Linked DNA regions of Homo sapiens: region 1 is linked to region 2. Evidence: chromatin contacts called from ENCODE Hi-C or POLR2A ChIA-PET data. All regions are on one chromosome and are shown on one strand. The core of a region is the stretch at or near the end of the contact, and the rest is flanking DNA. Distances in the headings are between cores, read along the strand shown.

Evidence for each region. A loop is a pair of places that touch in the nucleus more often than their neighbours do. ChIA-PET counts read pairs that join two places held with the same protein, here RNA polymerase II (POLR2A). Pooled maps may share reads with other maps.
Region 1: a pooled map shows a loop between it and region 2 (1.8-fold over the local background). The contact joins two enhancer-like sites. A Hi-C loop is called at or near these places in 2 of 50 pooled maps. POLR2A ChIA-PET finds 5 or more read pairs at or near these places in 3 of 52 experiments (AG04450, MCF 10A and Panc1).

The regions. Positions count from the first base shown.
Region 1 is chr2:74,862,361-74,866,552 of GRCh38, forward strand. All of the region lies in intron 2 of HK2 (hexokinase 2), which reads left to right. Among named protein-coding and RNA genes, the nearest start is that of HK2, 30 kb to the left of the region's middle. Within about 2 kb of position 2,656, at least 6 of the 41 ENCODE cell types and tissues checked have a DNase peak (open chromatin) inside an H3K27ac peak, as active enhancers do.
Region 2 is chr2:74,739,212-74,743,250 of GRCh38, forward strand. The region is part of intron 2 of LOC102724497 (a long non-coding RNA gene); the gene reads left to right. Among named protein-coding and RNA genes, the nearest start is that of SEMA4F, 87 kb to the left of the region's middle. RefSeq lists an enhancer at 982-2,181. Within about 2 kb of position 1,665, at least 10 of the 41 ENCODE cell types and tissues checked have a DNase peak (open chromatin) inside an H3K27ac peak, as active enhancers do.

The DNA of each region.
Region 1 (4,192 bases), core at 1,406-3,905, 120 kb after region 2:
GCTGTTCAGCTCATTCAACAGTCCTCTCCGAGGCTTGGTCCTCTGTGCAGCAGCAGTGTGCTAAGCTGCCTCGTGCCCTTTAAAGAGTGAAAGTTGTGCTGGGGAGATAAGGCCCATGTAGACAAAACAATTAGAGATATCGGGCCATATAATGCAAGCACATGATGTGATAAAGGGAGACCGGGCTGGTGATACGTTGCATGGAAGCTGGTTAAACCTGAAGGAAGCCCTTATCTTGGTTGCTCTGCATTATATTAACAACTGTACAGCGGAGACATACATCCAGAGCTAGCACACAGCAAGTTAATTGGGGTACTTACGTAGTCCAGGCGATATAAATTGAAGATTGTACTGATAGATAGCCTCAGTACAGCAGATGGCACTTACATTGTCAGGCGTTGTGCCAAACGCCTTACACTTCCTTGCACTGAATCTTGACAAGGTGCGTGTGTGTATGTGTGCGTGTATATGTGTGTGTTTTCCTGTGTTCTTGTTCTGGGTTGTGGAGGGAGGTGCTGACTAGAAGGAGGTTATCGTTACCCTTTTAAAACAGATGATGAAATCTGAGTGTCAGATTTCTAATAAATTGCCCAAAGCCACATGGCTAATGCATGTTAGAGTGGGATTTGAACCCAGGTCTGCCTGCCTAAAAAGCTGAACATGCTCAGAGCTTACACAATATTGAAACATAATCATGTTTTAACCCTTTGAAGAGTGGTTTCACATCTGTGGGGCTAATTACACCTCTCTGTGACTGGCACGTATTTTGAGCTTAAGAAACACTTCCTGGGTAAAAAGAGCACCAGAGTGGTGCATTCCAAGAGGTGTCCTAGGAGCTTTAGGGTGCCAGTCATGTGTTTTACGTGTTCCACACCCCTCCCTTCAGTTGGAGCAGCTCTGTTTTTCTCTATTTTACGTTGTGGCATTTGGCCCACCAATTTTATTTGGAAATAAGCATTCTGTTGCTTAAAATGGTTTGAAAACAAATGATGTAGAAGATCAGATCACTCCATTCCTAGTCTGTACCAGACACCAGCGTTAACTGTGATTCAGTGCCTTTAATGACACGGAGTATTGAATACTTCTGTATGGCTGAGCTCTTGAATGGTGGCCGGCATTGCATTGTAATGGAGTAATTGGAATCCTGGGGTTTAAAAAGAGGCTGCCAGGTGTGGTAGTGATCATGGCGATTCCGGGTACATGGAAAATACGTGCCTTGAGACCTGTGTCTTGCTACATTACCTGCTTAGGACTTGGAGATGTATCTTTTCGGTCCTCGTTTCATTTGGAGTATATGCCATACATTCTCAGAGCAGTCCACTGTTGTGTGCTAGCAGGTGCTTGAAAACTAAAGGAAAAAAACAAGATCCCCTCAACCCAGAGTCACCCCATAGAGGATGATTGGAATGTTCAGTGCAGTTACCTGGGGCCACTGGAAATGATATTGTAGGGCAGAAAGGGCAGGTCCCTTTAGGGGCATTAAGTTATAAATATAGGGCTGGTTCAGGAACTGAATGTGAAAGTATGCGTTTGTGACTTTGACCCACCTCCAAGTTTACGGCTGCATGCCTCAGGCATTGAGTGACAAGGAAGAGCCAGAGGCTCTAAGGTTGGATCAAATACAGTCCAGTGTTCTGATTTGCCTGAGCCTCTCCCAGTTTTGGCATTGAAAGTCCCATGTCATAGGAAACCCCTCCATCCTGGGCAAACTGGGATGGTTGGCCACCCTACATGGCCCTGGAGCTCATGCCCTCACTGCTGCTCAGCTCAACTGTGGCAGCAGCCCTTGAGCTGCTTCCTTGTGCTATCCCAGCCCTCCACAGTGCCACTAGAGCCACTAGAGCCCTTTTGGAAACAGATCTGACCTTCTTAAGAACGAAAGAAAGTCCTTGGCAATGGTATTTGCTGTGCGTTTATAGCCATGTCACGTGAGCCCTATGTTGTAGCTACTCTGGACATGCCATTTTTTGGCACCCACAAATTAATGCCAACTTATAGTTATACCAAACCTCTGTCCTGCCTTACTGGACACCAGAGCATGCCACAAACCTCCATGGCCTTGACAGGGAGAAAGGGAACAAGTACCTTGATAGGATCTATTAACGGAGGAATAATTTACTGTGTTTCTTCTTTGTTGTTGTTGTCATTTGTTTGTTTTTTTTTTGAGACAGAGTCTGGCTCTATTGCCCAGGCTGGGGTACAGTGGCGAGATCTCAGTTCACTGCAACCTCCACTTCCTGGGTTCTAGTGATTCTCTTGCCTCAGCCTCCCAAGTAACTGGGATTACAGGGCTACGCCACCATGCCCGGCAAATTTTTGTATTATTAGTAGAGACAGGGTTTCACCATGTTGACCAGGCTGGTCTCAAACTCCAGACCTCAAGTAATCTGCCCGCCTTGGCCTCCCAAAGTGCTGGGAATACAAGCATGAGCCACCACACCCAGCCTGTGTGTTTCTATATGTTCACATACAACATAGTCCATGTTTCACGTAAGCATCACAACCGCTGGGAGATGTCAGCATTATGAATCCTGTTCTACAGGTGAGGTGACATGCTCAGAGAGCCCTGTGATGTGCCCACACCACACAGGTAGTGAAGCTGCTGAGCTGGAATTCAAAATGAGGCCTGCCTACCTGTCTAAGGTCCAGTGCCTAACCACTGCTCTGGCATGGGCACGTAACCATGCGTGGGCGTTACGAGAGGGCCCGTCTCAGGATTGCCGAGTCACAGTGCTAGGCCTGCCTCAGATTCCGGACTTGGAAGGAATGCAGTCATTGGCTATGGTGGTTGTGGCTTCCTATGTGTGTGGAGGAGGGCTGCAGGGAGGAGGGGTGTCAGGGAATGTGTGTTCCAGAGGAGTCCTGTAAGCAAAGCAAGAGAGGACCTCCTTCCTGGGAACAGGTTCATCAGCAATACTTTATTATTTGTGTTTTCCCTTCAGTCCATCAGAAAATCCTGCACACCACCCGTTCTTGGTGGAGCTGTGGCCTCTGAGTCCAGCTGGGCTGGCCTCGGATGATGACCCACCAGGGGCAGCCTCGCCACCTCGGTCCCCTGTGGTCACTGATTCAGCGGATCGCGTGTATCCTGGACTTGAGAGTGCTGATGAGGCATTTCATCTTTGATATCCCTTTCATCCCTCATGACAGCCACCACGTTGTGTTTCCTAGAATTTGGCTGAGTTCCCACTACCAGGGAAGGCTCAGAGCTGGAGTGTCTGGAAAAGCCACCCATGGCCATGAGGCAGGCAGGCTAACCCCAGATGAGGGCGATGTTGCTGTAGCTAGCCCGCAGCTGTAGCTAGTGGTGGGGCCACCTCTAGTCACTGGGCAGGAAATGGAAAATTAGTGCCCCTAAGGAGGAATGCTGCCGTCACTGGAGCCAATTCCAGTGACTTTTCTTGGACAGGTTTCTGCAATCCCTTCTGCTTTCGTTGGCCTGGAAGAGTCAAGTGAGGCTGTGGGACAGGGTCTGCCTAGAGCCCGGAGAGAGAGTACCTAGTACTTACTGAGTGTGTCCTGAGTTCTTGGTCCTGCACCACACTTGTGTGTCTAATTTTTCCCCTCACAGCAACCCAATGAGATGCAATGTTCCCATTTTAGAGATGAAGCAGCTGAGGCTCAGAGGCTCAGGAACTTGCCTCTGCTAAATAGTGGCCGGGGTTCTGGAGCAGGTGATGTGGGCTCCAGAGCCAGTCTCCGTGTGTCACATCGCCTGACACACTTCTGGTTGTGTGGTCTCTGGTGGATGATGTCTACCGTTTTCCCTCTTGGGACCCTAGGGACTGTGGGTGGTGTTCTCAGGGAGCTGGTCAGATGTGACTTTTCTCAGGGCCTAAGTGCTGGAGGTGCTGAGTGCACCTGGGTGTAAAACAAACATTCTTGGGTTATTGAGTCAGAGCATCTCCCTGACCTCTGACCCATTCCGCTTCACTTCAGTGCTGTTCTCCCACCAGGAAAGGGGTTGAGTGTTGACAAACATGCCAATAAGTGAACCCCCCAGGAAATTGCCTTGTATCCTTGTATCCTTTGAGAAGGTTGTGGCAGGGCAGCAGAAGACTGGCGGTGCTGCTCGCAGTTGGGGCAGTCACCTGCGGATGCGCCTTGCCTGCTCCGCCAGCCCCTGCCCTGCTGCAGGTTCCGCGCCTCTTCAGCACTTTCATTCTGTGCCACACAATGGGGCCCTTCCCCA
Region 2 (4,039 bases), core at 415-2,914:
TGTTGAGTCTGATAGGGTTGAGGCCAACTGCTACAGTACATTTGTGCAATGACAGGATTTTTGCACTGAGACACTTCCAAATGTCAGTATCTGTAGGATCTGTATGGCTTTCTTCCAGTATGATTCAATTTTCCAGATTAAGATTCTCTAGTCTCTTTGCTGGAGGATATGAACCTGATTGCCAGCATTCTTGGAAATAAGCAGGGGAAGGGTGAGGGGGTCTAACCATTCAGTGTGCAGGCTTTTACTTTCTTCTCTATTTTCAAGCCATCCCCTCACCCTCCCTTCCCCTCTTCCTGCTGTCCCCAGTCCAGTGCTTCTCTCACTACTGTTAATATTTATAGCTTCCCTTCCCCTAGAATACAGGCTTTAAACATGTTTCAATAGGACAATTATAAAAATAAAAGATTTGTTTGCAATCATTTATCTAGATGAACCCTTGGATGACAGAATCATTTGGTTATTAAGTGAAACCAGGACAGACATTTGGGGAAGGGGATGGCATTTTAACCTTTTGTGGAGCCATTCCCCATCAGACAATCCTTTGCTGCCACTGCCAGAGATAACACCAGGTAGGATGTGGCAATCCAGATCTTTTCATCTGGATGTCAGCAACAGCAAGGCAGGGGCCTGGACAGGATTCAGGTCACACAGTGTCTAGCTGGCTGGTGGAGCTTTGAGGTCTTTATAGAGAAGCTCTGCACTGAGATTATCATGAAGCCTGTGAGTGTTGGGGGTCAGCCTGAAGGCAGCATTCTCTGAGTGCTTCCAGCGGGAACTCCCTGTCGTTCGTGAAGGCAGCCGTGCTTCTAACACTGGAGTAGCAGCTACCACTTGTGAGCACTTACTGCATGCCAGGCACTGTGACAGGCACCTCTGACAAATTATTTCAATGATTTCACAACAGCACTACTGTTTTTATCCCCATTTCACAGATGAGGTGACTGAGACTCAAATAGATGCTCAAAGTCACTGAGCTAGGAAGTGTCAGACACAACCACATCCATGTGGACAGACTCCAGAGCTGGAGATTCGACCTGAATCCAAATACTGTTCTCCCCAGAACTCCAGTTGTGAGACTTTTAAGTGGAGCTTGGAGATTAAGGAACAACCCTTTTGGGGTCATTCTTGCTAGGGCTGTATGAAGACAGCAGGTGCACGCAGGCTACTGTGAAGTGCGGAACCACTTGGCTGGCAGCCTGGAATATAGAGGGGCAATCTTCTCAATGGGTTGTCAGGGCTACCACATTTTGGACTTGCTGCCAGGAGACCCAGGTTCAAGTCCCCACTCTGCTGCTATCTCACATTGTGACCTTGAGTGGTCACTAATCTCTCACTAGATACTGGGCCTCGGTAGCCTCGTCTGTTAAAGGGGATGACTCAACTTGGGTAAGTCTAAAGTTTTCTCAGCTTTAAAACGCAGGGATTCCATGTGTCACCTCTCCCAGGAATATTTGTATCTGTGGAATGAAAGACCTTTTGCTGCTGTCTCAGAGAAGTATTTATGCAGGTCAGGGGTCCTTTCCCAATGCGTTGGACTCATCCATCTGGAGGAGCTCTTCTACCGAAGGGCACTACCTTCTCACCAGGCTGTGGCAGCAGAGGGGTTAAACAGCATGCCCTGCCCTGCTCCAGGCAGAAGGGTTGTAGGACTTAATCACGTTTCAGCTTGGCTGTCGGGCTGTGAGTCACGGTTGCACTGCGATTATGTAAGCACGCAGGAATAGGTGGCATGACATATATGCTGCCAGCAGCCACGGGCCTCGCCCTTCCGAGTCACCACTACTTTTTAAGCCTTTTTTTGGATACAAGTTTCTTTGGGTTCATCTTTGGAATGGAAATGGAAGCATGATTGCAGAATAGGCAGAACAGGAATTATCCATCAATCAGAGAGAACCCAGCCCTTTAAGAGAAGCTGGAATTAGAATATGGAATTCCTGAGCCTTGAGCTGGCATAGCCGAGCCCTGGTTTATGCTCTTCCTGCCTCCCTCCTTTTTTCCCTCCTGCCTGTGTGCTCCACTTCCTCTCCTGAGACTCCCCCAAGGTAGCATCACTCCCACCAGGAGCCTCAGGCAGGAAAAATAAGGCCCAGAGAAGGGACTGTCCCTGGGGACGTGCACTGAGTGTGTGTGAGGGTGCGGGGCAGGAATAGGAGTGCCAGGAGTCTACCTCTGGAGCAATGCCTCCCACAGTATTTCTGTAGGGGAAAGGATAGAAACTCACTTCTTGGGTTCCTCCAATCACCATGCACATGTCAGTCCTTCAGCTATAAATGCAAAGGAAAGCCAGAACTGAGATTTGAGCTTTCTCACCATCTCCATGGTCAGATATCTCCACTGCCAAAGGGTTCATTCCGCCTCTGGGTTTATCTCTTTCTTCATGCTTCTTCCTGGCAGTGTCCTGTTGAAGCTTACCTTCCCATCTGTGTTTGCATCCACTCCCTAAAAACCACAAGACAAAACAAGAAAATAAAAGCCTCCTCCCCTCACTTAATCCACGGTTCTTTTTTCTTCCTGCTTACAAATTTCTTGAACTTGTATGTCTGTCCTTGCTGCTTCCACTTCTTCATCTCTCATTTGTGTCTGATGCAATAGGGCAATGAAGTGTCCTTGTGGTCCCTGGTGACCTTCTCATCGCTCAATCCCAAGGCCTTTTTTTAGTCTTCATCCAATTTAACCTCTTGGCAACATGTGACATGCTGCCAGCCAGCTGCTCCCTCTTTCTAATGCTCTCTCCTCTTGGCTTCTGTGACCCATCTCTTTACTACTCTGTCTGTTTCTCCAATGCCCTCTTCCTGGTCTCTCTTGACATCTTCTCTTCCCTGATCTGCATGCCACCTATATGGTGTACGTCCTCATGTATTTATAAGTAAGTAGGTGTTTATTTCTTGTCTCCTTCCCAAGAGGATTTAAATAGGTGGCACAAATATACACTACACTAGGGTAATAAAATAGGGAGTAAGATGCAACTGGTGGAGAATTAAGATCAAATTGGCCGGGCGCGGTGGCTCACAGCTTTAATCCCAGCACTTTGGGAGGCTTAGGCGGGAGGATCACTTGAGGTCAGGTTTGGCCAACATGGCAAAACCCCGTCTCTACTAAAAATACAAAAATTATCTGGGTGTGGTGGCGCATGCCTGTAGTCCTAGCTTCTCAGGAGGCTGAGGCAGGAGAATCGCTTGAACCTGGGAAGCAGAGGTTGCAGTGACCTGAGGTCACACTACTGCACTCCAGCCTGGATGACACAGTGAGACTCCATCTCAAAAAAAAAAAAAAAAGAGTAAGTTGTAGCCATAATAAATGAAGAAGATAAAACATTATTCCAAAAGACACTATAAAATCATTAGTCCACCCAACCAATCTGATCCTGTGACTCTCCTACCAAAAAGATTCCAATGATGCATGATTGTCCAACTCCCTATATAGCCTTTCACAGTCTAATCCCAGTGGGCTTTTCCAGGTCATTTCCTGTTTTTGAGCTTTGCTACAAGCTGATCCCTCTTCTTAAAGTGCCCCCCTGTCCACTTTCCTCTTCTTGGTGCTGCCTACTTGACAAATAGCTACTTGGTTTTTAAGACAGCTTCAACGTCACCACTTCTGTGAAGATTTCCCCTGCAAAATGTATCACTCCTTTATGGTAGCAAATAACTAAACTTCTGTAAACCTCAGTTTCTGCATCTGGGCAATGGGAATTATAATAGAACCCTAATTCATTGTGAGGATTAAATTAGACACACATGCAAAGTGCTTAATATAGCACCTGGGATGTTGCAAGCATTTACTAAATGTCAGCTAGTATTATACCTCCTTGTAAATGGAGGGAACAATAGTCCATAAGACTAAGATATGTTCCCAAGTTAATTAGGATCCAATGGTACAGTTAGCCTAGGGCGCAGGCTACTCTGTCCCTGCCATATATTCTCTCAAAAGTTCTTCTTCCTCAGTTCCTGGCTGTCCCCTTCTGGAAAATCCTTTCTAATTCCAAAGTTGATCCCCTCAAGTATAAACACTACTAGCTTGTTTAACTTTATTGGCACAC